Linked DNA regions of Mus musculus: regions 1, 2, 3, 4 and 5 are each linked to region 6. The links are chromatin loops, found by intact Hi-C in ENCODE. Cell type or tissue: gastrocnemius. All regions are shown on one strand.

Evidence for each region. A loop is a pair of places that touch in the nucleus more often than their neighbours do. Peaks named below come from ENCODE experiments on the same cell type or tissue, not always from the same donor. Only the 100,000 strongest peaks of a DNase experiment are listed, where the experiment ranks them.
Region 1: a loop joins it to region 6, with 3 times the contacts of the local background. A loop is called at or near these places in 6 of 42 quality-filtered maps.
Region 2: a loop joins it to region 6, with 2.2 times the contacts of the local background. A loop is called at or near these places in 3 of 42 quality-filtered maps.
Region 3: it touches region 6 in a loop (2.8-fold over the local background); 2 of 42 quality-filtered maps call a loop at or near these places.
Region 4: it touches region 6 in a loop (6-fold over the local background); 19 of 42 quality-filtered maps call a loop at or near these places.
Region 5: a loop joins it to region 6, with 5 times the contacts of the local background. A loop is called at or near these places in 6 of 42 quality-filtered maps.

The regions. Positions count from the first base shown.
Region 1 is chr8:105,276,941-105,281,940 of GRCm38, reverse strand. Nol3 (nucleolar protein 3 (apoptosis repressor with CARD domain)) reads right to left here. Exons shown (of 4, transcript NM_030152.4): 2 at 2,671-2,967; 3 at 2,166-2,525; 4 at 2-2,046. The coding sequence starts at 2,965. The coding sequence ends at 2,039. It overlaps 4931428F04Rik (RIKEN cDNA 4931428F04 gene), which reads left to right. Exons shown (of 8, transcript NM_028888.2): 8 at 1-1,532. Among named protein-coding and RNA genes, the nearest start is that of Nol3, 3.0 kb to the right of the region's middle. In gastrocnemius, a CTCF peak has its summit at 2,770; a DNase peak (open chromatin) is centred at 2,735; H3K4me3 peaks cover 1,662 bases; H3K27ac peaks cover 2,051 bases.
Region 2 is chr8:105,009,178-105,014,177 of GRCm38, reverse strand. The region is part of intron 1 of Ces2h (carboxylesterase 2H); the gene reads right to left. Among named protein-coding and RNA genes, the nearest start is that of Ces2h, 11 kb to the right of the region's middle. In gastrocnemius, a CTCF peak has its summit at 2,900 (motif pointing right); no DNase peak of the experiment used is centred here.
Region 3 is chr8:104,787,721-104,792,720 of GRCm38, reverse strand. It overlaps the pseudogene Gm6831. Among named protein-coding and RNA genes, the nearest start is that of 4932416K20Rik, 4.6 kb to the left of the region's middle. In gastrocnemius, CTCF peaks have their summits at 2,647 (motif pointing left) and 3,846 (motif pointing right); a DNase peak (open chromatin) is centred at 2,628.
Region 4 is chr8:104,599,802-104,604,801 of GRCm38, reverse strand. It overlaps a transcript of Cdh16 not described here. Among named protein-coding and RNA genes, the nearest start is that of Pdp2, 11 kb to the right of the region's middle. In gastrocnemius, a CTCF peak has its summit at 1,896 (motif pointing left); a DNase peak (open chromatin) is centred at 1,921; H3K4me3 peaks cover 1,237 bases; H3K27ac peaks cover 1,295 bases.
Region 5 is chr8:104,899,307-104,904,306 of GRCm38, reverse strand. It overlaps the pseudogene Gm8798. Among named protein-coding and RNA genes, the nearest start is that of Gm33141, 13 kb to the right of the region's middle. In gastrocnemius, a CTCF peak has its summit at 2,380 (motif pointing right); no DNase peak of the experiment used is centred here.
Region 6 is chr8:104,652,532-104,657,531 of GRCm38, reverse strand. 1700082M22Rik (a long non-coding RNA gene) reads right to left here. Exons shown (of 3, transcript XR_003947594.1): 2 at 90-251. Among named protein-coding and RNA genes, the nearest start is that of 1700082M22Rik, 13 kb to the right of the region's middle. In gastrocnemius, no CTCF peak of the experiment used is centred here; a DNase peak (open chromatin) is centred at 2,349.

The sequences.
Region 1 (5,000 bases), 620 kb before region 6:
TCACAGATCGGAATATGAAGTTCTTTATGGTTCCATAGCCTAGGTGTTTCTTGGGGGCATTTGGGAGGCCAGGAGCATCGTGGGCAGATGAGAAGCAACGTTAGAAGGTTTTTGTCCTTGCTACCCTTCCTGGGGCCTGTGAACTGCAGCAGCATGTCACATAAACTCCTGAGCAGGGGAGATGGGAGGGCGATGAGATGGGAGCTGAGTGTGAATAGAAATGTGGGTTGGTTTGGGAATAGAAACTTGTTCCTGCATGAGATGGCTTTGGGTGTCTGGTACCACTCCTTCCCTTCCCCCTACCTGGCCGATTGGTGCTCCTTCTACACTCATACCTCTACCTCTCACTGGGGCCAGCAGGAGTTGGGAACCCCTCTGAGGTGATTTGCCTGAGCATGGGGTTCCGGCTGTCACTCAGGCTCAGAGACCCAGCTGGGCTGGGCTTTGCCTTTCAGCATTCTGTCTGTCTCACTGGTCATGCATTGTTCCATAGTCGCCCTCATGGGGTCATTTCATGCCTCCAGGCGGGGCCCGGAAGTAGTAGTAGTAGTAGTAGTAGTAGTAGTAGTAGTAGTAGTAGTAGTTCCATGTAGGGGCAGGATCCTTTGGAAAAGTACCGTATGTTCCTAGACCCCTTCCTTCCTTCCTTCCTTCCTTCCTTCTTTCCTTCCTTCCTTCCTTCCTTCCTTCCTTCCTTCCTTCCTTCCCTCTCCCTCTCTCCCTCTTCCTTCCTTCCTTCCTCCCTCTCTCCCTCTTCCTTCCTTCCTTCCTTCCTTCCTTCCTTCCTTCCTTCCTCCCTCCCTCCCTCTCCCTCTCTCTCTCTCTCTTCCTTCCTTCCTTCCTTCCTTCCTTCCTTCCTTCCTTCTTTTCTTTCAAAGACTTATTTATTTTATGTATACGAGTACACTGTAGCTGTCTTCAGACACACTAGAAGAGGGCATCAGATTCCATTACAGATGGTTGTGAGCCGCCATGTGGTTGCTGGGAGTAGAACTCAGGACCTCTGGGAAAGCAGTCAGTGCTCTTAACCACTGAGCCATCTCTCCAGCCCCCTAGACCCCCTTTCTTATCACTCACACAGACACACTGTGTCTTGTGTCTTGTGAGTCCAGCACCTGGTCCCACCCTCAGTCCCCATGTTAGTCTTGGTTGTGCCTGTCTTTAACCACAGCCTCACAGCTGGTCTCTGGCAGTGGTTAGGACAGGCGGGAGCAACCACAATCAAACCTACAGGGCAGGCCCTAGGGTTTGTTATCCCACGTTCAGGCCAGGATTAGTACAGAGCTGGTTAAGGCTTTCATTTCACTTCAGATTCAGCGGTGGGAGAGTGAGCTAGTACTGTCCTAACCCTGGCTTTTCAGTTAATGTTTCCATCTGTGAAGCTTGGAAACACAGCTGGGAAGTTTGTATTCATTTACTTAGTAGATATGTGCAGAGCTCCTTGTGTATGTCTGTGACTGGTTAGACCCCACGCCCCTCACTGAGCTCCCAGTTCAGAGGAAAGCCAGACAATTAAACAGCAGTTACAATGATGTGTGTGGCTTCTGTCTACTCAAGTTTCCTCTCAGGTCCTCCCTGCAAGACTGTGAGCGCCAAGACTTCTCTCCATGTGTGGATGGACATCCCCCTTCACTTGCTTGGTACACCAAGCCGAGTGATTTCCATGGATTAGAAGTGTTGCCCACTCGGCCTCCCAAATGGCCCCTGAGGGGAATAAAGTGGGTGAGGGAGGGTCAGATTTGGGGGCCTGCATCTGAGATCTCCAGAATTACAGCTTGGGCTCTTTGGGAAGTGGAATGTTTTTGAGGGGATGGGGGTATTTTCACACAAGCCTGCTCAGGTCAGTGGGATTCAGACCCACGCTCACCCTCAGTTCTTGAGCAAAGAGCCAGACTTGTGGAGAGTCAGGAACAGACTGACCCTCCTGAGTTTATTCATTTGGCAGTAGGTGTCTCGGTGCATCGATGGGGTCAAGCTCTGGCAGGTTTCCAGGTCTTATCCAGCACAAATAGGATTGGACAGCTAAGGATTCTGGCCTTCAGGAATCTGGAGATGAAAATGATGGTTAGTGGAATAGGGATCAACCCCCCCCCCCCACACACACACACTTTGCAGTCCACAACCCGTAACAAGCCTGCAAGCAAGGGTTTAGGCGCTCTCACAACCTTCAGATTCATCCTCTTCTTGGAAGTCGGGCTCGGGTTCGGGTTCCGGCTCGGGCTCGGGTTCTGGCTCGGGCTCGGGTTCCGGCTCGGGCTCGGGTTCGGGTTCTGGCTCGGGCTCCGGCTCCGGCTCTTGTTCTGGATTCATTTCTTGTTCCAGGTCTGGCTCATCCCCTTCAGTAGCTTCAGCTTCTAGTTCTGGCTCCTCTGGAGTTCGAGGCTGCAGTGCCTCAGAGCCCTCAGGACCTCCGACCTCCTCTTGCTCTGACGCTCTTGGCAGCTCAGGACATGTGGTCCCTGAACTGGGTGCTTCTGGCGTCCAGTGGCCTGGGCATGAAGGGTCATAGCTGCGGTTCCGGTAGCCTGGGAAGGAAGAGGGAGTACTTGAGGTTCAGTTCACCCCTCTGTGGTTACCTCCAAATTCTCTGCCCTCCATTTACCCTTTGCTTCGCCCTGCCCCTAATCCACGCCCTTCGATTCATCAAGGCTCCACCCTCTTGGTGCTCACCGGGCCCCACGTGCTGCCAATCCCAGGCCGGGTCTGGCATGCGCACTGTTTGCTGGGCACAGCGCAGTAGCTCCTGGCAGGCTGCCTCGCCCTTGCTCTGCACCAACAGCAGTAGGCGGCGCACCCTGCGCTCTGCATCGGGCAGCGCATCCAAGGCTTCGTACTCGGGCCCAGTGAGGACGCCCCGGGCCACCAGCGCATCCAGCAGCAGCCCAGAGTCAGCCTGCAATGTCTCTACCAGCCGTTTCCGTTCCCGGTCAATGGTCTCTGATGGGCGCTCCTGCACGTTGCCCATTTCTGCTGTGTCAAGAAGGAGAGAAGGGGGCGGGGCGTAATTTGCGTTACTCTACGCTGACCAGGAGTTATCTAAGTTCACCTCAACATCAGAGTCTGGATGGTTGCTCAGCGCAAGACCTAGAGGCCAGGGGCCCAGAACGCACCCTCCAGCTTCTTGGCTGCTTCTGTCCTGATTCCTCAGGTTTCTTTTGCAGACTCCACCTGTCAGTGGAGTGCTCTTCCCAGCTAGGACCTCCCTCCCTCCTAAGCCCCAGACACCTGCACAGTTGGCTACCAGTTGAGACCCAGTTTATCCAACTGAATTATTTTGTCTGAACCCAATTCCTTACCTAAATAGGCAGAAAACCCTAGGCTTGATTCATACCTTCTTCCTCGCCCCTGCAGCAAACCTTGGATCAAGGGCAGCCTGCCTGATCGCTCATACAATCGGGTCTGCACCCGAAGGGCCAAGGCACCCGTGTTCCATTCACCTAACACGGAGGTCCAGGCATCCCAGAACCTTGCCCCTTCATTCACCACCGTCCGCAGCCTCAACATAGTCTTGGGACTCTTCCAGGTTATCGTAGCACAACTGAACTTTAATTTTGAGAGATCTCCTGGTATCAGGGACCCACTTGTTTCCCTAATGGCCCGGCAGTCACTTACAGCCATTTCTTATTTGACCTTGAAATGCCCAGCTCTTAAAAGCCACTAGGAGTGCTTACCAGACTTTTAGCTTCCCCTCCATGGATTACCCATTTTGAGAGGCTGCCTGTACCAAACCGTAGGAACCAAGTATGAATTAATCTCCTCTGCTCATTTTTTATCAGCTCCTGCCTATCATGACTACCTCCCAACGAGTTGGGTGTCCTAACCCAGCCAATAAGGGCCCTGACTTTAAGGAAAAAAGAAACCTGGCCATTCCCTCTGCCTTCTCTTTATTCATACAGCATCCTTCTAAGTCTCCCCTGCCTTTTTGTTTGTTTATTTGTTTGCTTTTTGTTTTCGAGACAGGATTTCTCTGTGTAGCCCTGGCTGTCCTGGAACTCACTCTGTAGACCAGGCTGGTCTCGAACTCAGAAATCCGCCTGCCTCTGCCTCCCAAGCCCTGGTCTCCTCTGCCTTAAATGTTCCTGTTTCTACCTTCTTCCTGGCCCATTGAGTCATATCCCCCAACCCCTGCCCCACACATATCAAAAGTCCCATGCCTCAGTACTCACACTGTCCTGTCCCTGGGCACTTCACACCTTGGGTCTCCATCCCTCATATCTGTTGGTCCTTCTCCCCCAAGGCCACTAAGCGCAGACAGGGTACTCCTCCAACCCACATCTCCCTTCATGCCCCATCCCTGTCAGATGTCTTTTAATCAGTCTCCATTAGCTTCTTCTCCTTAAACCCAGCAGCAGCCGATTGCCTCCCGGGACAATAAATATCTCTGCGCACTTCTCTCACACCCCACGCCTCCCTTCACTCCAACATTGTGACTTTTGACAACTCTGGGGTAGAATTTATCTTTCCGGTTTTATGGATGAAGAGGCAGGTTCGGAGGAACCCAGTACAACTGGAATCTGACTTGCCCTAGCCTAAACTATAATGTTCCTTGTCTAGCTGAATGGCAGGCGTAGACACCCACCCTTTGTCTCCAGTACTCACCAAAGAATCTAAGCTACTAGTCTGGCTATTTTAACCCCCTCCCACCACTCTGGACAGCTAGGTTTCCATCCAACCATTCAGTCCTGTGAGAACTATGGTCCTAGCACTTTAGCCTTTGCCAACGCTGGTCCCTGGGCCTGGGATACTTGTCTCTCCCCTCTACTCTGTGGACCCAGCCCTTAACACTCAAATGCTCCCATGTCTACCCCAATTCCTGAGAGTTCAAAGGTTCGGAGCTCCTTCTGTGTGCCTTGGTCCTCACTACTGTGTTTACTGGGATCCACACTACACTGTATTCAGGACCTCTGCTGTCCTCAATGAGGCTTCCAAAGACTGTCTCCCACCACTGGTTACAGAGAAGGGGGTGATGTCAGCTCCTGTTCTGGCCCGACTTCGAGGCA
Region 2 (5,000 bases), 360 kb before region 6:
TGAGAAACCACTGAAGTGAACCTTGAAATGGAGAGTTACAGTATTTTAACATTACCTCAAAAGCTGTGATATGAGGATGACCTGCTTGTAACGTTGGATGCTGGTACAATGGCAGCACAGCAGATGTTGGAGTAACCAAGCACTATCTGATTGGATTTAAGACCCACTCTGTGAGATGGAACCCTTGCCAGAAACTGCTTGGGTGGTTTAGAACCTGAGACTACCTAGCCTGAGTACCTAGGGGAAAGACCGAATGCTGTTCTTCAGGAATATAGCAATAAAATGACTCCTAATGACATTCTGCTATACTCATAGGTCTTGCTCAGCCATCATCAGAGAAGCTTCCTCCTGTAGTATGGGAACAAATAAAGAGACCCGCCGCTGAACACTGTACAGTGAGGGAGCGAGAGAGACCTTTGCGTGTTCTCTCCATCAAAAGGTATGTCTCCATCAAATCCTTCCCTGCAGGGATCAGGAGACTCTGCAGGAGAGGAGGTGAAGGATTGCAAGAGCCAGTGGTGATAAAAGGCATGGAGGAAATAAGGCCTTCTAGACACAACTGGGCTGACACACAAATGAACTCAGAGAGATGGAGGCGGGATGCACAGGTCAATGCCAGTTGGGCTCCCTAACCCAGAAGCTATGTTTAGTCATAAGCACTCATAAAAGAAAAGTCAGTTTTCTCTAATGAAGTATCACTGGGCATACAAACCTCACTTAAGGGCAAGCCCCATGCCCAGCAGTAGAGGGCCAATGCAAAATGAATGCAATTGTATTTTTGGTGTTCTCCTCCCCCCCACCCCCCATAACTCTTTGTGTGTGTGTGTGTGTGTGTGTGTGTGTGTGTTAACTGCATAGACCTTTTACTTATATATTATAGTTTCCAATTTTGTGTTTTTATGGGATTTCTGTGTGTTTAAATACCCATGCCTCTGTGTCTGTTTTATTATGTATCTCTTTGGCTCTCTTTTCCTGTTATTTTTTCCTATTCAGATTTGTTGTTGTTGTCATCATCATCATCATCGTCATTATCATAGTCGTCGTCATCATCATCATCATTGTATGCCCGTTTGTTTTCTAATGAGATAGAGCAAAAGAGATGGATTTGGGTGAATATGGAGGATCTGGGGAGAGTTAGGGGAGGAAAACCATAATCAGAATATATTGCATGAAAAAATCCAATAAAAGAATTTAAAAAGGAAAACTTAGAATAAAAACCTCCAGATACATATCCCGTGTTGGCTATTTTGTCACAACATTACAAAGCAAACTCAGACATAAAATTGGTACCAAGCATAAAGTTGCTTCATAATAGTACCTGAAAATGTGGAAATGGGATTGGAACACAGTAGTGTCCAAAGACTGGAAGGGTTTGGAGGGACAATCTACAAGTCCTACTTTGCTGTAACGAGAACATTATAAGTTGTTATGGTGAGGGCTTTGATGACAAGAGGCTAGGAAGGACCTTAGACTTCATAGATGGTTTACATGGCCATGTTCAGAATGCCAATAGCAGTGCTGACAGTAAAGACATATTAAGAAAGTCCCAGAAGAAAGTGAGAACCATCCATTGTAAACTAGACTGAAGGCCACCTGTGTCCAATTATTACCAAGAAGTTGGCTACATTGTATCCATATTCTAAAGCTCATAGAGAGTCAACTTTAAGAGTGATGCCAACAAGTGTTTGGAGAAAGATGTTTTTAAGTAAACCACAGAGGGAATGATGTGAGTCTTCCGGACCATATTTAGTGAAATTCACAATAATCCCTGGCAAGGGAGGCAGAGCTTAGGAATCTGAAAAGTCACATCATGTCTACGCTAAAAGCAAAAAGGCTTCTCTGTAAGACTGTGACGGCATGCCGGGTGGTGGTGGTAGCAACGCCTTCAATCCCAGCACTCAGGAGGCAGAGGCAGGTGAATCTCTGAGTTCAAGGCCAGCCCAATCTAGAGACTAAGTTCCAGGACAACCATGGCTACACAGAAAAACCCTGTCTCAAAACAAAACAAAACAAAACAAAACAACAACAACAAACCAAAGTGGGAAAAGATGTTGGGGCTGGAGAGATGGCTCAGTGGTTAAGAGCACTGGCTGCTCTCCCAGAGAAACAGGGTTCAATTCTCAACACACACATGGCATCTCACACCTGCCTATAACTCCAGTTCCAGGGGATCTGACACCCTCCCAAAGACATAGATGCAGGCAAAGCACCAATACACATAATATAAAAATAGATAAATCATTAATTTAAAAAAGTATATGAAGGCACGGAAGAATGTGCTATGGGTAGAAGGAAGCCAGGCTCAGAGGAACGCCCCGTAACAATGGGAAAAAAAAAAGCACTCTGAAGACATCACAGAAATCCTCCATTTTGCTAACACATTCTCCCTCTAGCTGCCTACTAGCACAAACAGGGAAGCTTTGGAAGGTTCAAAAACAGAGCTTTCCACGTGCTCAATGTTCAGGGTAGCTTTAGGATTCTGCTCCTTAGATTACGGTATGATGCTGCATGCTAGCCATGGTTGAGCCAGCCTCGGGATGGCTCTTGACACTGGCCCAAACGGGATCAAGTAGCAGCAGATCTCTGTGTGTTTACCTGGACACAGAATTCCAGGTCTATTAGTTCATAGTAGGTTCCACTGGGATGTCTACGAAAACCCCGGGAGGCTCCACCCCAGCGGCAATGTCAAGGTTTCCCCCCAGAATGCCTTGCTAGCTGTGAGGGTGGGACCATGGCTTTTGAGATTCCGGAACTATACAAAATCAGGCAATTGGCAGCAGCAGCAGCCTCTGAAAGCCAGGAGGCCATGGCACACACTGTGAGAGAGCACCAGGGTGGCGGTTCGAATACGAATGCTCTCCTTATGCCCAGATGTTTGAATATTTGATCCCCAGTTGGTGGCGCTGTTTCAGTTCGTTTGGAAGGCGTGGTTTCGCTGGAGGAAGTCACTAGGCTTGCTTTTGAGGTCTCAAAAACTATGCACTATTTTCAATTTCAGTCTCTTAGAGTGTGAGATGTGAGCTCTACACTCCATCTGTCGCCAAATCTGCATCTGACTGCCATGGTAGCTTTGCCATTCTGGACTTGTATTTTTCTGAAACTATAAGCCCAAATAAACCCTTCCTTGTATAAGTTGCTTTGGTCATGTGACAGGAATAAAAAAAAGTAACTAGTATAGCAAGCAGTGTCACATGGATGGGGACACTTGAGTCTCTGGGGTCCAGTGCCTGTTCCCATGAGTACAGCATGCTGGACTTGCAGTTTTGAGAGACTATCTCTCCTGCTTGTTTTTTTTTTTTTTTTGAGTTTTCTTGGGCCCTGACACTCTTTTCTATTTTTCTGTTCATTCTTTTGCAATGGAAGTGTTAGAGTCAGCTTTCTATCGCTATAAAAAACAAAAACAAAAACAAAAGAGAACAAGACAGAATAAGCCCATCATGACTGAAGGCAACTTGGAAGAGGAAGGGGTTTATTTCATCTTACAGCTTACAGTCCTGAAGGGAAGGCAGGGCAGGAACTCAAGGCAGGAACTGAAGCAGAGACCTGGGAGCACTGGTTCTCAACCTGTGAATATCTTGCATATCAGATTATGAACATTGCAATCATAACAGTAGCAAAATTACAATTATGAAGCAGCAACAGATCATTTTATGGTTAGGTATCTTTCAACATGAGGATCATATCAAAGGGTCCCCGCATTAGGAAGGTTGAGAACAGCGGCCCTGAAGGAAACCCATCCACTGGTCTATTCTCCATGCTTTGCTTAGCCTGCTTTCTTACATATAATAAGGGGAGGCAGTTTTCATAATGAGCTGGACTCTCCCACATTAATCATTAATCAAGAAAATGCTCCCACAGGCTTGCCTACAGGCCAATCTGCTGGAATTCATTTCTCAGTTTAGATTCCCTTTCCCCAGATATCTTTAGGATTGTGTCAGGCTGGCAAAAACCAACCGGCACACAGACTGTTTACTCTGTGCCTGTTTCAACATTCACTTTTTCAACTATCAACTATCAAAGTTGTTTTTTGAAGACTCCCAGCTAGAAGGGATTTTCCTTGAATTTCGGATGGGACTTAGGACTTTGGGATCATGTCCAAAGGAGTTAAGGGACCAAAAGCATGGCCTGAGCATATTTTGTACTGTGAGAAGGACATGAATCTGGGGATTGGGATAATATGCTGTGATGTGGGTCTATTTTGTCCCTCAGAGGTTCATATCCTGGATGCTTACCCTAGGGTGCTGCTGTTAAGGTAGTGGAGCCTTTAAGAAATAGTGTCTAGTGGAAGGAGCCTGATTCATGGGTCTCTTCATACAGGAATTACTGCTGGAGTTTTGAAGCAGGTTAGGTCTTGCAGTGAGAGTGAGAGACAGAACTCTCAGACAGAAGTAACAATGGCCATTCCCAAGGCAGATTGTTTCTTTCACCGTGAGTGCTCTCTCCTACATGTTCCTACTGTGAAATGCCATCAGCGTGTTGTGACATAGTTAGGAGACCTCCACAGAGCCTCACTGGAGTGAGCCACCTGATCATGGATTTTCAAACTCTCAACTGCGGCCTAAACAAAACCACTTCCCCTGGCACCGCGATCCAACCTGCTGAGATTTCCATGTGAAAAGGCACACCCACCCCTTCCCTGTCACATGCTGTCCACACAGGGTTTCATGTGGAAAGAGATCTCTACCCATGAGGTTTAACTCCATTTGCCAGCCACTGACGCCTCATGCTGGCTGTGCTTGGTACAGCAATAGATAAGAATATGCTATAACATCCACAACGTTAGACTTGTCAAATTAACTGATTATTTTTGAAGTGAAGCCTTCTACTGAGTGGTATTAGGGATCTCTAACTCGTACTGTGAGGTGATCTCTGTGTTAGGCAGAGTTAAATTGTGATGACAGAAATAGAGGGAATCTGTAATTATTTTGGTTGTAAGTAAGGGCCAGAGACTTCATTCATTCTTAGATAAACTCCAGAGCTCTGTGTGTGTGTCCCAGGGA
Region 3 (5,000 bases), 140 kb before region 6:
ATAGAGACATGAGTCCCACTATGTGTTTTCTTTGATTGGTGGTTTAGTCCCAGGGAGTTCTGGGGTTACTGGTTAGTTCATATTGTTGTTCCTCCTATAGGGCTGCAGACCCCTTCAGCTCCTTGAGTACTTTCTCTAGCTCCTTCATTGGGGTTCTGTGTTCCATCCAATAGATGACTGTGAGCTTCCACTTCTGTATTTGCCAGGAACTGGCAGAGGCTCACAGGAGACAGCTATATCAGGGTCCTGTCAGCAAAATTTGGATGTCATCTGCAATAGTGTCTGGGTTTGATGGTTGTTTATGGGATGGATTCCAGGGTGGGGCAGTCTCTGGATGGTCCTTCCTTCAGTCTCAGCTCTATACTTTGTAACTCCTTCCATGGGAATTTTGTTCCCTCTTCTAAGAAGACCGAAGTATCCACACTTTGGTCTTCCTTCTTCTTGAATTTCATGTGTTTTGCAAATTGTATCTTGGGTATTCTGAGTTTCTGGGCTAATATCCACTTATCAGTGAGTCCATATCATGTGTGTTCTTTTGTGATTGGGTTACTTCACTCAGGATGATATCCTCCAGATCCATCCACATAATAAGCATACACAAATACACATACATAGACACCCACATGCATAGATATACACACTCACACACACTGCCTCCGGCTCAAAAAGCTAACAGATACCCAGACATATTTCTAATAAAACTTATACTACTTTACATCTCGGGACTGACAATAGATTGTTTTAAATATCAATCATAGATGACATTTGATTTCCAAACACAATAGATAGAGTTGTTTTCCATTGTTCACAACCTTGGTGACTGATACGGAGACCTCTAAGTGCTATGATCTGAAAGTTGGTGTATCACATGCCTATGGTGAAACCTCTTCTCCAATGGGACGTTAGTATGAATTTCTTCTTTAAGAATTGTTTCAGGAGATCTGGAAAGTCACTACAGAGAACTGTATCTAGGGTCTTCATGCTCTAGATAAGTGCTCTACCACTGAGCTGTATTCCAAGAACCTTGGGGTTTTATTTATCCTTTGATAGTTTCGCACATGAACACAATGTGTCCAGATCTTGAACACCATTATTTATCCTGTCTGCCCAGTCGAAGACACAAAGTTCAACTTTGCATCTTTAGCAAAGAGAGCTAGCCCTCATCACATAGCACATATGCTGGTATCTCAACCTTGAGCTTCGTGATTTCCACAACTATAAACACATTTGTATTGTTTATAAGCCACACATGTAATGATTCATTCATATATATATATATATATATATACACATACATACATACATACATACATACATATAATCAGTCCGCTAGCTCTTGAGCTCACGAAACCCTCCTGCTTCTGTCTTCCAAGGTGCTGAACCATGGATATCCATCTCATGACTGAACTAGCTGACAGCTTATGCTCTTTTTCTTATGGCAGCTTGAGCTGATGGAGGCAGCAGGCCTGCAGCTTATCAAATGTGTTATAAATCATCGGTAGACATGAAAAAGCTTGGTTGTTGGTAAGAAATGGATGTGGAGATTGGACACTCAATGAGCTCCAATGTAGGCAGTTACCCCAGAGCTTCTGAAGAGGACACAGAGAATTGGATGTATGGTCTCTCATGTGCCAGGTAAGTCCTCCACCCCTGAGCTTTGTGCCCAGATCCTTGGCGGTTTCCCCTTTGGTAATTTCATAAACTAACACAGTGCACCCTACTCCCCTCACTCTCAAGACCCCCAACCACACCACCACATTTTCCTACCAACTCCATTTCTCCTTCTGTCCTCCTCCTCCTCCTCCTCCTCCTCCTCCTCCTCCTCCTCCTCCTCCTCCTCCTCTTCTTCTTCTTCTTCTTCTTCTTCTTCTTCTTCTCTCCCTTTCCTCCCCTCCTCCACACTCTTCTCCCTCCTCCTCCCCCTGCTCCTCCCCCTGCTCCATCCCCATCCTCCTCTCCCTTCCTCTTCTTTTTCTTCTTCCTTCTTTCTCCTCCTCCCCCATCTTAGTAACACTCTAAGTCTAGTTAGATGTTTATGATTTTTTTTTTCGGTACTGTTTTGTTTTTGCTTTTGTTTTTGTCAAGACAGGGTTTCTCTGTGTAGCCCTGGCTGTCTTGGAACTCCCTCTGCAGACCAGGCTGGCCTGCAACTCAGAGATCTGTTGAGAGCTTTTGGTGCTGCTTCTAGGAATTTGGCATTTGTCACTGGGGTTAGACAAGGAAGTAGACTCAGATAAGAATGTCAGAAACAGGGACCATGGGGCTTTGTTTACTTCTTAGCTGCATTACTTCCTTGTGTGATCCCCTCCCTTACTACTTTCCTTAATCATTGCCTGTGTGATCCTTTTGCTTACGCCTCTGCTTGATTGCTTTCTTGTATAATCTCCTTGTTTCCCACTTTGCTTTACTTTGTCTTTGATCTAAGAACTGACCATGGCTTTTGGCTATACCTAGAATGATATAAAAGCAGGCTGGAGAGACATGAAGCTGTTTCAGCTTCAGTACGGGCTGCAGTCAGGTTATAATTTTGTCTAACTTTCCCTTTTTCAACCCTCACTCCCTTGCTTGAGACCCTGTTGACTGAGCTGGTTTGGTTAGAGATCCACCTGGGTGCTGGATTAAAGGCAGAACCATTGCCACCTATAGGCCATTTTTGGAACTTTTTATGTGGGGATAGACCACAAGTAATTTTTCCAGTTTTGCCTGGAGTTTTGCTGTATAGTTCAGGCTGACCTTAACTTGTGATCCCTGGCTACAGTAGCTCTCTGAGTAGCTGGGATTATAAGCCTACATCATCTGAGCTGGTTTTTCTTTCTTTTTTTTTTTTATTTTTTATGGTGCCTAGGGCTTTGTACATGCAGGGCAAGCTGTCTACTACTGCTATATCCCTGGTCTTACAACTTCTTTAAATGTTTAACAGGTGTCTCATGACATAGGAATTCTGCTCTAGATTGGAAATTCAAAAATGTAATACATGAGATCACATAAAATAATGTGTGAGGATATCCATACAACTTATTAAAACTCAAACATAGGATGGGTGTCCCTATAACCCTGTAATCCACACTGCTAAGGCAGTGAGATCATGTGTTCAGGGCACTCCTGGGCTACATAGAAACCATGTCTCCAAAAACAGAGGTAATAAACAAGGGCAACAATTGTGCATAGTCTGGTGAGTGGATAGAATGTGTTGTGTGCACACATGGATGTCATTCAACAATAAAAGGAAACAAACACATTATGTGAAGTGACCTAACCAGTCACAAAACATTTTATTTATTTTGGATTAGAGACAAGTCCCAGTATAGTAAGATAAAGCAATGTCATGTTTTCTTTGAAATGGGATTAAAGGCAGTGGATGGCAGAAAAGGACCCAAGGGAAGGCTGATGGGAAGCAAGGGGGGAATGTTGTAAATCTGATCTGATGACAGTTGCACGCCTTGAGAATTTTCCCAGACTTACTAAAACAGACACCTAAAAGAGATTAATTTAATTTCATTTAAACAGCCCACAGTGGTCTGAGGGTGTAGTTCATGGGTGGAACCATTGCCCAACATGCACAAGTCCTAAGATCAATCCATAGTGCCATAAAAACAATCCACGCTCAAACTATCAAAAATGAGATAATTATTAACAGTCTCAAATCTAACTGACACCCAGCTTAGTGTGTCTATCCAGAGATGATGAGCAGAGGCATGCTGGCAGTGGGAACTTAAATCAATGCTGTACATATAGAATGGAAGCATCCTACATGGTCAGTCTCACTGACAGGAAGATCTTCCCTGCCCCCAGTTCAAGTCAGCAGGGACTTAATATTATCCTTGTAACTGCCTTGTTTACACATCCTACCAGGAGAGGGCACAAGCAGTAATCCTTGAGTCTGGTTTCCCTGAGAACATCTTGACCCCAAATTTTACAATTTATAAGACTGTACGTTTGTTACTATTTGTAAGTTACTGAAGTTACAATTTTCTTTTTGTTTGTGTGTTTCAGAGATGTGGGACTTGTTAGCTTGCCCGGAGACTTATGTAATCCTTCTATTTCAGCCTCCACCCATCTGAGGCCACAGATACTATGTGTCTTAGTCAGGGTTTCTATTCCTGCACAAACATCATGACCAAGAAGCAAGTTGGGGAGGAAAGGGTTTATTCGGCTTACACTTCCATACTGCAGTTCATCACCAAGGAAGTCAGGACTGGAACTCAAGCAGGTCAGGAAGCAGGAGCTGATGCAGAGGCCATGGAGGGATGTTCTTTACTGGCTTGCCTCACCTGGCTTGCTCAGCCTGCTTTCTTATAGAACCCAAGACTACCAGCCCAGAGATGGTCCCACCCACAAGGGGCCTTTCCCCCTTGATCACTAATTGAGAAAATGCCTTACAGTTGGATCTCATGGAGGCATTTCCTCAACTGAAGCTCCTTTCTCTGTGATTACTACAGCTGTGTCAAGTTGACACAAAACTAGCCAGTACACTATGAGTCCAATTTGTAGTTTATGATCTTTTAGAAACAGCATTCTTAAGGCAAAGGGACTTAGAGAAAGCAGATTTTCTAATGGTAATCATAAATATGCTGAGAGAGGATACAGGATTTGATACCACCTATTTCCTGCAGTCAACAGTCCCTGAAGCACCCATTTCATTTCAAGAAGGTCTGGGACTTGTCGAAGAGGAGAGTGAGGATGGGGAGAAGATAATGAAAGGAAAGAAGGAAGGAAGAAAGGAAAAAAAAGGAAGGAAGGAAGGAATGAAGAGCCTAGTCTCAGTGAAGGGTTAAAAAAGATGGGGGTACATTGGGGCTCATATCTACACTATTATAATAGCTATTATTGACTCTAATGAAAGTTTGCTCAGAATTATAAGAAATAACACAGACTGTTCTTCATACATGTCTGAAAGGGCAAATGCTGATATTAGAAAGGCTTACATAAGTGTTGGAACAAATAAAAATAAATAAATGGACTTTGTAACCTCAGAATTACACCATCTGCTTTTAATCTCA
Region 4 (5,000 bases), 53 kb after region 6:
GTGGGGCTGTGATGCTGCTCTAATCTCAGCTTTTGAGATAGATAGGAGAATCAGAAGTTGGAGGTCAACTTCAGCTACATAGCAAGCTTGAGGGCCAGCTTGGGCGACATAAGATTCTATTTCAAAGCAGCAACAACAACAAAGAAAACAGCATTAAAATAAAAGACCTGATGAATGTATCTCCACGGGAGAATGCTTTGTAGGCTTTGTAATCCCAGCAATCGGGAGGCAGAGGCAGGCAGATTTCTGAGTTCGAGGCCAGCCTGGTCTACAAAGTAAGTTCCAGGACAGCCAGGGCTACACAGAGAAACCCTGTCTCAAACAAAAACAAAAAAAACAAAAAAACAGCTACAGTGTACTTACATATTTAAAGAACAACAAAACACACAAAGTAAGTCCCTATGGTCCCTAAGAATCAAGAGAAGGGGAATTCCAGTAATGGAGCCAACCCCTAAGCCCAGCAACTGGGAGGGCTAAAGAAAGACGATGGAAAGTTTACAGCCATCCTGAGCTATATAGCAAAACCTGTCTCAAACAAAAAGAGGAAAAGGTTAATTAGACCCCAGCAATGGACAAGGGGATGGGAAAGAAGTTGAGATTATCATATAAATCACAATAAGAAGCAAAAGGCAGAAGACTCTAGTCTCTATCCCCAGAGTGGCCAGAAGAACAGCACAATTTTTGAGGAAATGTGATTTTATCTTATTGAGAAAGGTCAAAATCTTCCTCTTTTTTTCAATTCTTTCATCCTACCATTTTGCTTATCTACCTATCTACTTGTCTACCATCTATCTATTATCTATTTATCACCTATCTGCTATCAATCTCATCTATCTATCTACCTATCTATCTACCTATCTATAATAGGTAGACAGATGCTGGGGATTGTACCCATGGCCTCATAAGTGTTAGGCAAGTGCCCTACCACTCAGCTACATCCCCAGCCTCCCCCACAACAGTATACATCATGCCAGATGCCGGGCTGACCCCACGGTTACCCAGGGTAAAGCCAGACCAGAATCCTGATGCTGCAAAGAAAGTAGACAGACAGATGAGATGGGAGACACTTGGAGAGATGAAATAGGACCATTCAGAGCTAAAAATAGAAGGGGTTGCTTGGGAGAGAGGCCTAGAAAGTCAGGGAGTCTTCCAGATAAGCTGTAAATCTAGCAGGATCAGGCTGAGAGATCTGGGTAAGCCAAGAGAAGGTAGAGAGTGCCAGGTGTCTCAGTCAGGGAGAACAGAAGCCCACAGCCTTTATAACATTCTAACAACACTCCTCATGACTGTGGCAGAGAGGGAGGCCCGACTACGAAAGAGGATTCTGAGCTCTCAACCAAAGGCTCATGAAGGGGACAGAGGAGCAACAGGTCAGATTTGACCTGTATGGTAGTTGCATCTGACTGCAGGGGCAGCTTCCATTTGGGGCACAGAAGTGATTTGTACTATTCTTAAAGCTGGGACAAGAGGAGTGCAGAAATTGCAGAGAGGCCGGCAGTCTGTGGCACTGGCCATAAAGGGCAGAATAAAAAAGGAGTTTGTTAGATTTACTGCGGAGTTCACAGAGGAAAACAAGAACGCTGAAGACAACTCGCCGAAGTGGCAGCCACTTTACACGGCCTACCACCTCCTGCTCTGGCAAGCCTGGACGGCCTCGGCACAAGACAGAGCCTTTACCTTAGTCCCCACTTAACCTCAGCCCCAAAGGTGCCCAGAGTCCCGTGAGTCTTCCTGAAGGTATACCAGGCTGCACTCCAGGGAAACTCCGCTCTAATTGGAGTTTCAGGACTCAGAATCTCATCAGCTCAGGACAACCTTCCTCAATCCAGCTTCTGCAGGCACCAGCGCAGCTGAATGGCGACATCTAGAGGCAGTGTCTGTGTCTGCTATCGCCTCATAACCAAAGCTGATGGCTCCCTACCCCAGGACCCTTCCTATCCCAGTACCCGCATCAATTAGTGATCCAGCCACCAGGTGGGGCTCAAGACACCCCATTCTCCCATTCTTCCATGCTCCAGCCCTATTTGGGGGCAGCAAAATCCTAAGTAAACTTTGCATCCTCTTCTCTGGGTGAGGGTGGCGGCCCCACCACCTCGCCCACCCGCCACGTTGCTTTGTTTCAGAAAGCCCTCTTCTCACGGGACCAAAGTCTGCTCCTGTCTCACCATCTAGACCCATGCGAGATTATAATTCAACCCTTGCCTCTTCTGCTGTGGAGCTTCTTGTAGCTAATTGGCTACTTCCGTCCATCCGTATCTGAGTTCTGATACCAGATCCTCACGGACAAACTACTCTCTTCTTTTTTGCTTCCCCACCACAGCTGGCTGTTTTCCTCCTATTCTCCAACCTCCTCTTTTTGCGGATCCTTCTCTTTTCCTGGGTGTCTATTCAGCCATCTTTCCTAACTCATTTCACAACCAGTTTTCACATCCCTGGGGTGGAACAGGAGTGAGTGTATGGGAGGGGCAGGAGGTACTTATCGGGCATCTGAGCATGACCTTGAACTCTTAATCCTTGAGTCTCCACAACACCATGCCCAGATTATCCTGCACAATCCTTTTCTGTCCTGACAGGTCACTTGCCCAGATGTTCACATTTAGGAAGCCTGTCTCCACATCCCTAGGACTATCCCACTGTCACTGCCTCAGAAGCCTGGTCTCCAGAGTCGACTGGTGTAGTCCCCCCTCCCTCAGCCTGAAACCTGCTTGCTCAGGGGTGGAGCTTCCCGCTCAATCGTTCTGCCACGCCCACTGCTGGAATCTGCCGCTTTGCTGTTCGGAGCCGTGCACGAGGTCACCCAGCTATTGGATTCCAAGATTAATTGGCGGGAATCGGGCCCCTTCCCCTGCTTCATAACTGCGTGCGGAACAGTAAAATTGAGCTTTGATCAGAATGTCTGTCTTAGCTGCATTTCTTTCTCTCGCCGCCTAGCCCCTCTTCTCTTCCAGGTTTCCAAAATGCCTTTCCAGGCTAGAACCCAGGTTGTGATCTACTGGCCAGACACAACAGACTGGAGCAGATTCCAGGCTTTAATTTTTGTTCTCCTGTCCCTGGATGTCCCTTCCCTGCCCCGTGATGAGTTTCTTAGCCCTTAGCTAGCCTAAATGACCAGCTCCGGGACACCCAAGGCTTGTGCACTGTGGACAGAACCACAGCCCTAGGAAAACATCCTGTTTCTCTACCGCAGGGAGCTGGGGGTAGATGAGGGCTTTATAAAGTCTGGGAAAGGCAGGCAGAGTTGTGGGCAAAGATACAGCGGGCTCCAGGGGGCTCCTCCACAGACTGCTTTCCTGGATCCCAACCCGCTTATTCCCCTGGCAGTGAAAGTCAGGAGAGGAATCCTGACATCCTTGCTATGCTCCGATGCCCCGTCCAAGCCATTGCTCAGACTAAGTTATGTATGCAGAGAGCAGAAAAGGTCAGAGGCCAATGGGACCAAGACACTCCAATAAACAGTCAATAGAAATTCACCAGTCCCAGATGGAGCCAGTGACTTGGGAATCTGACCACGGACAATTCAGAGGGCCACCAAGGTTAGGGACTACTTAGGGGTATTTAGTAACATCAAGTAATAGAATAAAAATTCTAGATATGAAAGGCTAAATCTATTCAGTTAATTTTTCCAACTGGGTGGTGGTGGTCCTAATGGTTTGGAGGATCTAGGGTTCAGACCTGTCAGCGAATCTCTGTTTCAAAGAGAAAACTGCGGGGTGGAGAGATTGAGGGGCCAGGTGTGATGGCTTTTAATCCCAACTTCTGGGATTTAAAGGCAAGTGGATCTCTATGAGTTTGGGGCTAGCCTGGTTTGCATAGCAAGTTTCAGGCCAGCCAGGGCTACATAGTAAGGTCCTGTCTCAAAAACAACAGCCAAGGGTTTTGTTTGTTTGTTTGTTTGTTATCTTTGTGGGTTTTTTTTTTCCTTTCTGGTCATTTTTATAGTTTTTTTTTAAATTTTTCTCTGTCTTCTAGTGTGTGTGTGCATGCATGTGCATGCAGGTACATTCATGCAGGTGTGCTCATACAGCTGCACCCATGCATGTGCACCCATGCAGATAATGTTTATATGGGTGTGGATGCAGGCACCTGTGTGAAGGCCAGATGTCATTCCTCAGAAGTAACACACCTTGTTTTTTAAGACAAGTTGTCTCTTGGTTGACCTAGGGCTTGCCAATTCAACTCATTAGGCTAGGTGGCCATTGAGCCCCAAGGACTTTTTTTTTTTAATTTATTTATTATTATATGTAAGTACACTGTAGCTGTCTTCAGACACCCCAGAAGAGCGCATCAGATCTCATTATGGATGGCTGTGAGCCACCATGTGGTTGCTGGGATTTGAACTCAGAACCTTCGGAAGAGCAGTCAGTGCTCTTAACCACTGAGCCAAGGACTTGCCAGTCTGTCTCCAACACTGGGATTAGATGTGCTTGCTGGCATGTTTGCTTGTGCAGGATCTAACCCAGGTCTTCATGCCTGGGCAGACTGAGCTTTCTTCAGCCTCTGTCCTAGTTTTATGTTCTAAAAAAAAAAAAAAAAGGGGGGCTGGTGAGATGGCTCAGTGGGTAAGAGCACCCGACTGCTCTTCCGAAGGTCCAGAGTTCAAATCCCAGCAACCACATGATGGCTCACAACCATCTGTAACAAGATCTGACGCCCTCTTCTGGAGTGTCTGAAGACAGCTACAGTGTACTTACATATAATAAATAAATAAATCTTTAAAAAAAAAAAAAATAGGACATTGGAGTGTGTAAATTGAGGCAATGTAGGCTGATTCCTAATACCCAAAACAATATCAAGAGTTAGCAGAACTTTTTATTATTAGCAATAATGAAGGGGGGGGAAGCCTAAGACTTCTGTGTATGCACTAAAAAAAATTAGTTTTATTTTATGTACGAGTGTTTTGCCTGGGTGCATATATGTACACGGTGTGTACACAGTGCCCACGGTCAGAAGAGGGCCTACGATCCCCCTTGAACTGTACGTTTTGGATGATTGTGAATCTC
Region 5 (5,000 bases), 250 kb before region 6:
CCACTGTTCACACCCTCACTGGCCAGTATGGGGACCTCTGTGTGCTATGTTCTGAACGTTTATACTTCACACACCCACGGTGAAAATTGTTCTTCAATGGGATGTTAGTAAGAATTGGGTCTTTAGGAGTTGTCACAGAAGACCAAGAGATCTAAAAAAGTACAGAGAATTCTATCTAGGGTCTTGCGCACTCTAGGTAAGTCCTCTACCACTAAGCTATATTCTCATAACCTCGAGGTTTAATTTATTTTTTGGTAATTTCATATATGCAAACAATGTGTCCTGATCTTGGACACTGTTATTTATCCTGCCTGCCCAGTTGAAGACAAAGGTTCAATCTTTGACAAAGAGAGCTAGCCCTTATCCCACAGCACAAATGCTGGTAAACACATTTCTTATAGACACACGTGTTATGATACATACATGTCCACACATGTACATAGCGTATATATTATTGAAATGCAATGTATGCATATAGGTGGTTAGCCCTTTAGCTTCTGAGTTCACAAAACCTTCCAGGGGCAGTCTTTCAAGAAGCTGAACCACAGACATCTGTTTCAGAACTGAACCAGCTGGCAGCTTATGTACATTTTTCTGGCAGCTGGTTTGGGGCTTATCAGATGTGTTAGAAGTCATTTGTATTTGTGAGAAAGCTTGGTAGTTGGTAAAAAAAAATAGTCATGGAAATTTGACACTCAACCAGCTCTGATGTAGACAATTGCCCCAAAGCTTTTAAAGAGGGCACAGAAGATCAGGTTTTGTGTTTTACATATGTCAGATAAGTTCTCTACCATTGAGCTGAATTCCCAGATCTTTGAGATTTTTTTTCTCTTCAGTAATTTCATAAATGAAAACAATGTGTCATATGCATGCCTACCTATGCCCCATCACTTCCAAAACCACCCACCCACCACCACTTTGTTTTACATTATTTCTAGTTGTTCTGTTCCTCCTTCTCTTTTTCCTTCTCCTCTTCCCCTTCTTTAATAACCCACTGAGTCAAATTAGATTTGTATAATTTTTTGTGTATCCCTGGCTGTCTTGAAATTCCCTCTGTAGACAAGGTTGGCCAGGGACTCAGAGATCCACCTTCTTCTGCCTTCAGAGTGCTGGATTAAGGGGGTGCAACAACACCCCTAACATTCATTTTTTTAAACTTTCTATGTGGAGACAGACCACAACTAAAATTTCCAGTTTTTCCAGAAGCTTGCTGTATAGCTCGGGCAAGTCTTAACTTGTGATCCCTGGCCTCAGCTCTCTGAGCAACTAAGATTTCAAGTCCTATGTCATCTGAGCTGGTTTCTTTTACTTTTTATGGTGCCCAGGGCTTTGTACATGCAGGGCAAGCTGTCTACCACTGCTATGTCCCTAACTTTACAACTTCTTAAAGTGTTTAATGAGTATGTCTCATGACATAGCAATTCTGCTTTAGATTTTAAAGCCAACAATAGAATACACGAGGCCACATAAAATCATGTGATAATTTCCATACAGTTTATTAAAATCCAAACAAAGGATGGGTGCCCCTATAATCCTATAAGTCAACCTGTTATCCACCCACCGAAGAAGCCAAGGCAGCAAGATCATGTGTTTGGGTCCCTCCTGGGCTACATAGAAACCGCATCTCTCTCCTCCCCTCCCCCAAAAGAGGTAATAAACAAGGGCAACAGTTGTGCATAGTCTGGTGAGTGGATAGACTGTGTTGTGTGCACACATGGATGTCATTCCACAATAAAAGGAAACAAACACATTATGTGAAGTGACTTAACCAGTCACAAAATCTTTTATTTCTATTAGATAAGAGACAAGTTCTAATATAGTAAGCTAAAGCAATGTCATGTTTACTCTGAAGCACTGTTAAAGGTGGTTAATGGCATCCAAAGGACCCAAGGGAAGCCCTGTGGGGAACAAGGGAGCATTTCTAAATCTGATTTGGCGGCAGGGGCACGCCTTGAGAATTTTCTCAGACTTACTAAACCAGGTCCCTAAAAAAGATCAATTCAGTTTCATCTAAAGAACCCACAGTAGGCTGAAAGTTTGTGGGTGGATCCATTGCCCAACATGCACAAGCCCTGAGATGAATCCCTAGCATCATAGAAACAATCGACATCCGAGCTATTACAAATGAGATAATTATTAAAAGTCTCAAACATAATTGACACCCAGTTTAGTGTGTCTGTATAGATCTGATGAGAACAGGCATGCTGGCAGTGGCAACTTCAATGTTGTACATATAGAATGGAAGCATGCATAGTAGTCAGCCTCACTGATAGGAAGGTCTTCCCTGCCCCAGTTCAAGTCAGCAGGGACTTGATATTATCCTCACAATGATTTTGTTTATGCATTCTACCAGGAGAGGGCACAAGAAGTAATCCTTGAGACTCATTTTCCAGAGAACTGTTTCTCACCACACAGCAAATCTGTGTGCATCTTGACCACGAATTTCCCAATCTGTAAGACGGTACATTTGTTACTATTGTTGTAAGTTACTGAAGTTATGATCTTTGTTTTGCTTCAGAGATGTGGGTCTTGTCATCATGTCCCAGGCTTATGGAATCCTTTCATATCAGCCCTCAAACATTCGAGGCCACTGATGGCACAAGTGCAATTTGTAGTTTATGATCTTTTGGGAACAGCATTTTGAAGGCAACAGGGCTTAGAGAAATCAGGTTTCCTATCATCAGTTATAAATATGAGAATACATAAACTTGCAAAGAGAAGATACAGAATTTTGATGTAACAAATCTTCTGTAGTCTACAGTCCCTGAAGCATCTGTTTCATTTTAAGAGGGTCTGGGACTTGGAGAAGAGGAAAGTAAGGATGGGGAGAAGTTAATGGAAGGAAGGAAGGAAGGAAGGAAGGAAGGAAGGAAGGACAAATGAAAGGAAAAAGGAAGGAAGGAAGGAAGGAAGAAAAAAAAGGGAAGAAAGAAGAAAGGAAGGAAAGAAGGAAAGAAAGAGCAAAGGAAGGAAAAAAGAAGGAGCCTAGTTTCAGTGAAGGGTTAAAGATGATCTGGGTACTTAGGGTTCACATATCCACACTATAATGGGAACTTTTATTGAGTCTAATAAAAAAAGTATGCCCAGAAGAATAAGCAGTAACATGGGGTGTGGTGGGAGATTCTCATACATGACTGAAAGTGAAATTATGGGGATTAGAAATAATTCTGAGAGGGTTGGAACAAAAAAATAGACTTTGAATCTCAGAATGCTTCCACCTGCCCTCACTCCCACACTCTGTTCCTTATACCAGACACTACAGCTCTGCATGGTTTTCCTGAGCCCTGTTTAGCTCCTGGATCTTCTGGGGCAGAGTCTTGGTCCAGAACTGTAACCTTCTGGCCTTCAGGGCTCGACCCACAGCAGGCTGGATGTCCAGCTCCAGATACTGCTCATCATGGTCCATCACAGGCCAGTAGGGTAGACCCTCGCTGTTGGGGTTCCTGTGGATATGCCACCCAGCAAAGAACAGTAAGGTTACACTCATCCAAAGCCCAATTCCATGTTTTGGATCAGGGCAGTGGAACAAGTAGGACACTGGCTAAGGGGTCTGATGTGACTTGTGTCCTGATAAGTGCATGCAAGTGTCACTCATGTGTTTCTGCTTCATTGGGGAGACTGCCTGACCTGCTTTGTGTTACCTCTAAGAGGTGAGATCTAAGGAACAGTAGCATAGCATTATAGCCCCACCAGCTTTGTCACTGTGAGATGACCAGTATCTGACACCTACAATGTATCAAAATTTATGTATAAATGTGTTACTATGTAGAAAAGACTCTGTCATGCAGTGGAGGATGCATGCATGCTAGAAGATCACCATCCAATAGGAAGCCCTAGGTAGAGACCCACACATGTGAGGTTGAAGGGTGTGTTCTCACCCATGTCGTGCAAAGTTGGCCCAGTACTTGATCATTCTCCTGCTCAGCAGCTTCTCCTCATCAGTGAAGTCAACTGGGGTCACAAAGAAGACAAAGTCAATGCCACCTCATGCAACTGTCAACTCATTCTTCACATGCGTTATCCGACCTACTGTCTGACCACAAACTGTAGACTTTGTTGCCTTTCTTCATTATCCAGTATATAAGATCCATGCAATTTCCTAATTCAATTCCTGCCCCCGATGTGATGTCATCTCCTCTATCACAGGCTAGACTGGGAAGGGTGCATATTCGAAGCTGGACATGGTTTTGAGGCCATGATATGGTACACATTTGAATTTCTCCCTCTCTATAACCTAGGTTTTTAAAAATGGACTGGAAAAGCAGGAGTCCCTGTGGGAAGTCATCTAGGACCTCATTATTTCAGGAAAAGAAATGAAGACTCACGTTTCATGCCCCAGAAGGAGGACCCAAAGACAAAAGGAATCTCATCAGCATGGTCAGCCTTCATGTGGGGTGGTCTGACATATTGAAGTAGCTGGGTGGATGTTGGAACTCATAGAAGTAGACAGGGGCATGGGAACCTGGAGGTGGGAAAAAGAGTGACTTAGTTGACTCTCTTTTTTTTTTTTTTTTGAGGGAAGGATATATTTATTTACTTATTTTTATTTTGGGGGGGGTTATTTTTTTTTCATTTTCCATTTTTTATTAGGTATTTAGCTCATTTACATTTCCAATGCTATACCAAAAGTCCCCCATAACCACCCACCCCCACTCCCCTACCCACCCACTCCCCCTTTTTGGCCCTGGTGTTCCCCTGTACTGGGGCATATAAAGTTTGCGTGTCCAATGGGCCTCTCTTTCCAGTGATGGCCGACTAGGCCATCTTTTGATACATATGCAGCTAGAGTCAAGAGCTCCAGGGTACTGGTTAGTTCATAATGTTGTTCCACCTATAGGGTTGCAGATCCCTTTAGCTCCTTGGGTATTTTCTCTACCTCCTCCATTGGGAGCCCTGTGATCCATCCATTAGCTGACTGTGAGCATCCACTTCGGTGTTTGCTAGGCCCCGGCATAGTCTCACAAGAGACAGCTACATCTGGGTCCTTTCGATAAAATCTT
Region 6 (5,000 bases):
TAATGATTGTTCTTAAATGCTTTGACCTCCCTTCTAGCCCACCATCCACCAGAGGTAGTAGGAAAGAAAGGATATGAGGGGAAGTGGACCTGTTTAGAAATGGTTCTTTGGTGCAAATCCCATCTGCATTGTCAAGAAATCAGTAGCTCAGTTCACAGGTCAGCAGCAGCAGCTCGATCCACTTGCAGACACTTCACAGATATATCAGCAGTCCAACTCAGTAGTGTGAGGATAGCAGCACACAGCACAGCCTAGCAGAAACAGCCAGGCAGGAGGGATTTAGACCAGCAGAGGTGTTAGGAGATGCACCTGACTCAACAAGCAAAACTCAGCCAGGATGCAAGACCAACAAGCAATGTACAGCTAACTCCATAAGCAAACCAAGCCCAGCCACGCCTTGCCCTCCTCTCCCAGTCTGCTGGGTCCTATTTATACTCCCTCCAAATATCATGTGTCCTCCACAGGTCTTGCCTCAGCATCCGTGTCTGTCTCAGCTAACATGACTCTGCTAATCAGCCCGGGTACTCGGACGTGACAAGAAGCTACAGCATACCACCAGTTTTGGGGTGGTATTTTCCTATTTCCTCAAGGGAGGCTCCTTCCTCTGTGATAACTCCAACTTGTGTCAAGTCGACACACAAAACCAGCCAGTACAGAGGCCCTCAACAGCTCCAAGCTCAGAGTCAGAGAGCCAGTGTCTTTAGTTAATTGGACACCTTGGTAATGTTCCTCACCCTGGGCTGCTCCACCAGCTGTAGGAAGGTCCCCTTGCACTCTGCTACTTACTGCATTGCTGTTCAGAGGCGCTGACTAATGATGGCAAAGACCACAGAAAATGTGGAATAGAGTCCCACTGGTATTTTTCTGTATATGAGAAAATTGTGAGTGTGTATATGTGAGAGTGTGTATGTGTGTTGGAGGAAATATGTATGTGTGTGTTGTGGTATGAGTGTATGAGTGTGTGTGAGTATATGTGTGTGTATATGTGTGTGGGTATGTCTTGTATGTGTGTATGAGTGTATGCATGTATTGTGTGTATGTGTATGAGTGTGTGTTGTATGCATGTGTGTGTGTTGTTGTGCGAGTGTATGTGTGTAAGTATATTTATGTGAGTGTGTGTGAATCTGTATATGTGTGTATATATGTGTGTGAGTACATGTGTGTGAGTATATGTGTGTGAATGTGTATGTTGTGTGTGTGAGAATGTGTGTGTGTGTGTGTGTGTGTGTGAATGTGTATGTTGTGTGTGTGAGAATGTGTGTGTGTGTGTGTGTGTGTGTGTGTGTGTGTGTGTGTGTAGATCAGGGAAGCATCTGAAATGGCATAACTACTACACTCCCATTCGATATAATCAGATTTAAGACCCATAACCAAAAGCTTTGGCAAAGACTTGGAACAACTGATACAGACACACAATGGCTAGAGGAGAGCTAAAATAATCACGTGGTGCATGGGGTAGGAGGCAAACTGGCATTTTCTCTGAAAGTTAAAGATGTGTGCCCTATGACTTAACAGTTCTACTCTCTGGACGTTAACCTGAAGAAACAAGTGAATGTGATTACACCGTTAGGGATCCTGTTTACCTGTTTATGTTTGTTTTGTTTTATTTTGTTTTGAGGCAGAGTCTCTTTAACATAGCCCTGGCTGTCTGGGAACTCACTATGTAGATCAGGCTAGCCCAGACTCACAGATCTGACTGCCTCTGCCTCCTCAGTGCTGGGATTAAAGGCCTGCACCACCTCTCCCAGCTCCATGTCTTGTCTGAAATAGCCCAAACCAGAAGTCGCTCAGATGCATACCAACAGATGAGTGGGTAACAGGGCAGTGTGTTCACTCGAAACCAAAGGGCAATGACATTTGAATCTCAAAGGCATTGTGCTCAGGGACAGAACCTTCCACATGTGATTCTTTTCTGTGATAGAGGAGTCAAAGCTCTGGTGTTTCTGAACTATATTCCATTTCTAAACTTTAGCTCCAGAAAGTAGTTAGTTGGTTGCCTGGGAACAGGGCTCAGGTCAATGCTTAATGGAAAAGAGCACAGAGAAACAACTTTTTTTATGCAGAAAATAACAAATGTTCTCTCTATTTGGAGTGGATGTGGTTTCAGGCATCATTTTTTATTCCAATCTACTAAGCTATGAAGGTAAGTGGGTGAATTTGAATGCATACTTATCATTTGACATTAAAGATCTACAAAAATAAGCCAATTACTGAGATCTAAAGGGTGCCTGCTGAAACTCTTGATGAAGTGTCCTGTTCATCTGCTGAAATGTGCTTGCAACCAGCAACGCATTCAGGCTCCAGCAGGGGCATCAGGTGATCGTCATCTCCCTGTGCTCAAAGGTTGGCTAGCACCTAAACCCTTGTGGAACTTTATCTTTGTCTGCCCTCTAGTGTCCAAGGTGAGTAATGCAAGAATCCTTGCTTCATGATGTCCTATGGTTAGTCTTCAACTCCGTGAATGAAAAACCCTTTGTATTAAAAGTCTTGGAAAGATCAGGAATTCAAGGCAAATACCTAAGCATAACAAAAGCAATATACAGCAAACCAACGGCCAACATCAAATTAAATGGTGAGAAACTTGAAGCAATCCCACTAAAATCAGGGATAAGACAAGGCTGCCACTTTCTCCCTAGTTATTCAATATAGTGCTCAAAGTTCTAGCTAGACCAATTAGACAACAAGAGGAAGTCAAAGCGATACAAACTGGAAAGGAAAAAGTCAAGTGTACTGGCTGGTTTTGTGTGTCAACTTGACACAAGCTGGAGTTATCATCACAGGGAAAGGAGTCTCCTTTAAGGAAATGCCTCCATGAGATCCAGCTGTAAGGCTTTTTCTCAGTTAGTGGTCCCTGGGGAAGGGCCCATTGTGGGTGGTGCCATCTCTGGGCTGGTAGTCTTGGGTTCTATAAGAAAGCAAGCTGAGCAAGCCAGGGGAAGCAATCCATTAAGCAGCACCCCCTTCATGGCCTCTGCATCAGCTCCTACCTGAGAGTTCCTGCCCTGTGTGAGTTTGTGTCCTGACTTACATTGGTGATGAACAGCAGTGTGTAAGTGTAAGCTGAATAAACCCTTTCCTCCCCAACTTGCTTCTTTGTCATGATGTTTTGTGTGAAGGAATACAAACCCAGACTGAGACATCAAAGTATCACTATTTGTGGATGATATGATAGTATACATAAGCAACCCCAAAAATTTTACCAGAGAACTCTTACTCATGATAAACAACTTCAGCAAAGTGGCTGGATATAAAATTAACTCAAACATATCAGTAGCCTTCCTCTACACAAAGGATAAATGGACTGAGAAGAATATAGGGAAACAACACCCTTCTCAATAGTCACAAATAATATAAAATATCTTGGTGTGACTCTAACCAAACAAGTGAAAGATCTGTATAGCAAGAACTTTAAGTCTCTGAAGAAAGAAATCAAAGATGACTTCAGGAGATGGAAAGATCTGCCATGTTCATGGATTGGTAGGATTAACATAGTAAAAAATCTTACCAAAAGCAATCTACAGATTCAATGCAATCCCCATCAAAATTCCAACTCAATTCATCACAGAAATAGAAAGAGCAATTCTCAAATTCGTCTGGAGTAACAAAAAACCCAGGATAGGGAAACCAATTCTCAACAATAAAAGATCTTCTGGGGGAATCACCATCCCTGACCTCAAGCTGTACTACAGAGCAACTGTGATAAAAACTGCATGATATTGGTACAGAGACAAACACATTGATCAATGGAATAGAATTGAAGACACAGAAATAAAACCACACACTTGATCTTTGACAAATAAGCCAAAAATATACAATGGAAAAAAGAAAGTATCTTCAATAAGCAGTGCTGGTCTAACTGGTTGCCTGTATGTAGAACTATGAAAATAGATCCATATTTGTCACCTTGCACAAAGCAAGTGGATCAAGGACCTCAACATAAAACCAGATACACGGAATCTAATAGAAGAGAAAGCGATTAAGAGCCTCGAACACATCAGCACAGAGGAAATTTTCCTCAACAGAACACCAATGAATCAGGCTCTAAGATCAACAATTGGCAAATGGGACCTCATGAAACTGAAAAGCTTCTGTAAGGCAAAAGGCACTGCCAATAGGACAAAACGGCAACCTACAGATTGAGAAAAGATCTTTACCAACCCTACATCCAATAGAGTGCTAATATCCAATATATACAAAGAACTCAAGAAGTTAGACTCTAGAAAACCAAATAACCTAATTAAAAATGGGATGCAGAGCTAAACAAGGAATTCTCAATTGAGGAATCTTGAGTGGCTGAGAAGAAAAAAAATGACTAAAGAAATGTTCAACATCTTTAGTCATCAGAAAAATGCAAATCAAAGTGATCCTGAGATTCCACCTCACACCAATCAGAATGGCTAAGATCTAAAACTCAGGTGACAGCAGGTGCTGGAGAGGATGTGGAGAAAGAGGAACACTCCTCCATTCCTGGTGGGATTGCGAGCTGGTATAAGCACTTTGGAAATCAAGCTGAAGGTTCCTCAGAAAATTGGAAATAGATCTACCTGAAGACAGAGCTATACCTTTACTGGGCATATACCCAAAAGATGCTCCAACATATAACAAGGACATGTGCTCCACTATGTTCATAGCAGCTTTATTTATGATATCCAGAAGCTGGAAACAACCCAGATGTCCCTCAACTGAAGAATGGATACAGAAAATGTGGTACATTTACACAATGGAATACTACTATTCAGCCATTAAAAACAATGACTTCACGAGTTTTGCAGGCAAATGGATGGAACTAGAAAATATCCTGAGTGGAGACAACCGGCCACCTTCCTGGTGAGAGCACAGGGGTCCGCCCGGCCCGAGAGGTTTCTGCCTCAGGCTCCACTGAAGCCACCTTGGTTCCGGGACTCCGCGGAGGGCAGGCTGCACGGGTGAGGGTGTGGAATACAGAGGCCAGCAGTTTCTGGGAAAAAACGAGAGCCACGGAGCTTCTGAGGCAGCGCCAT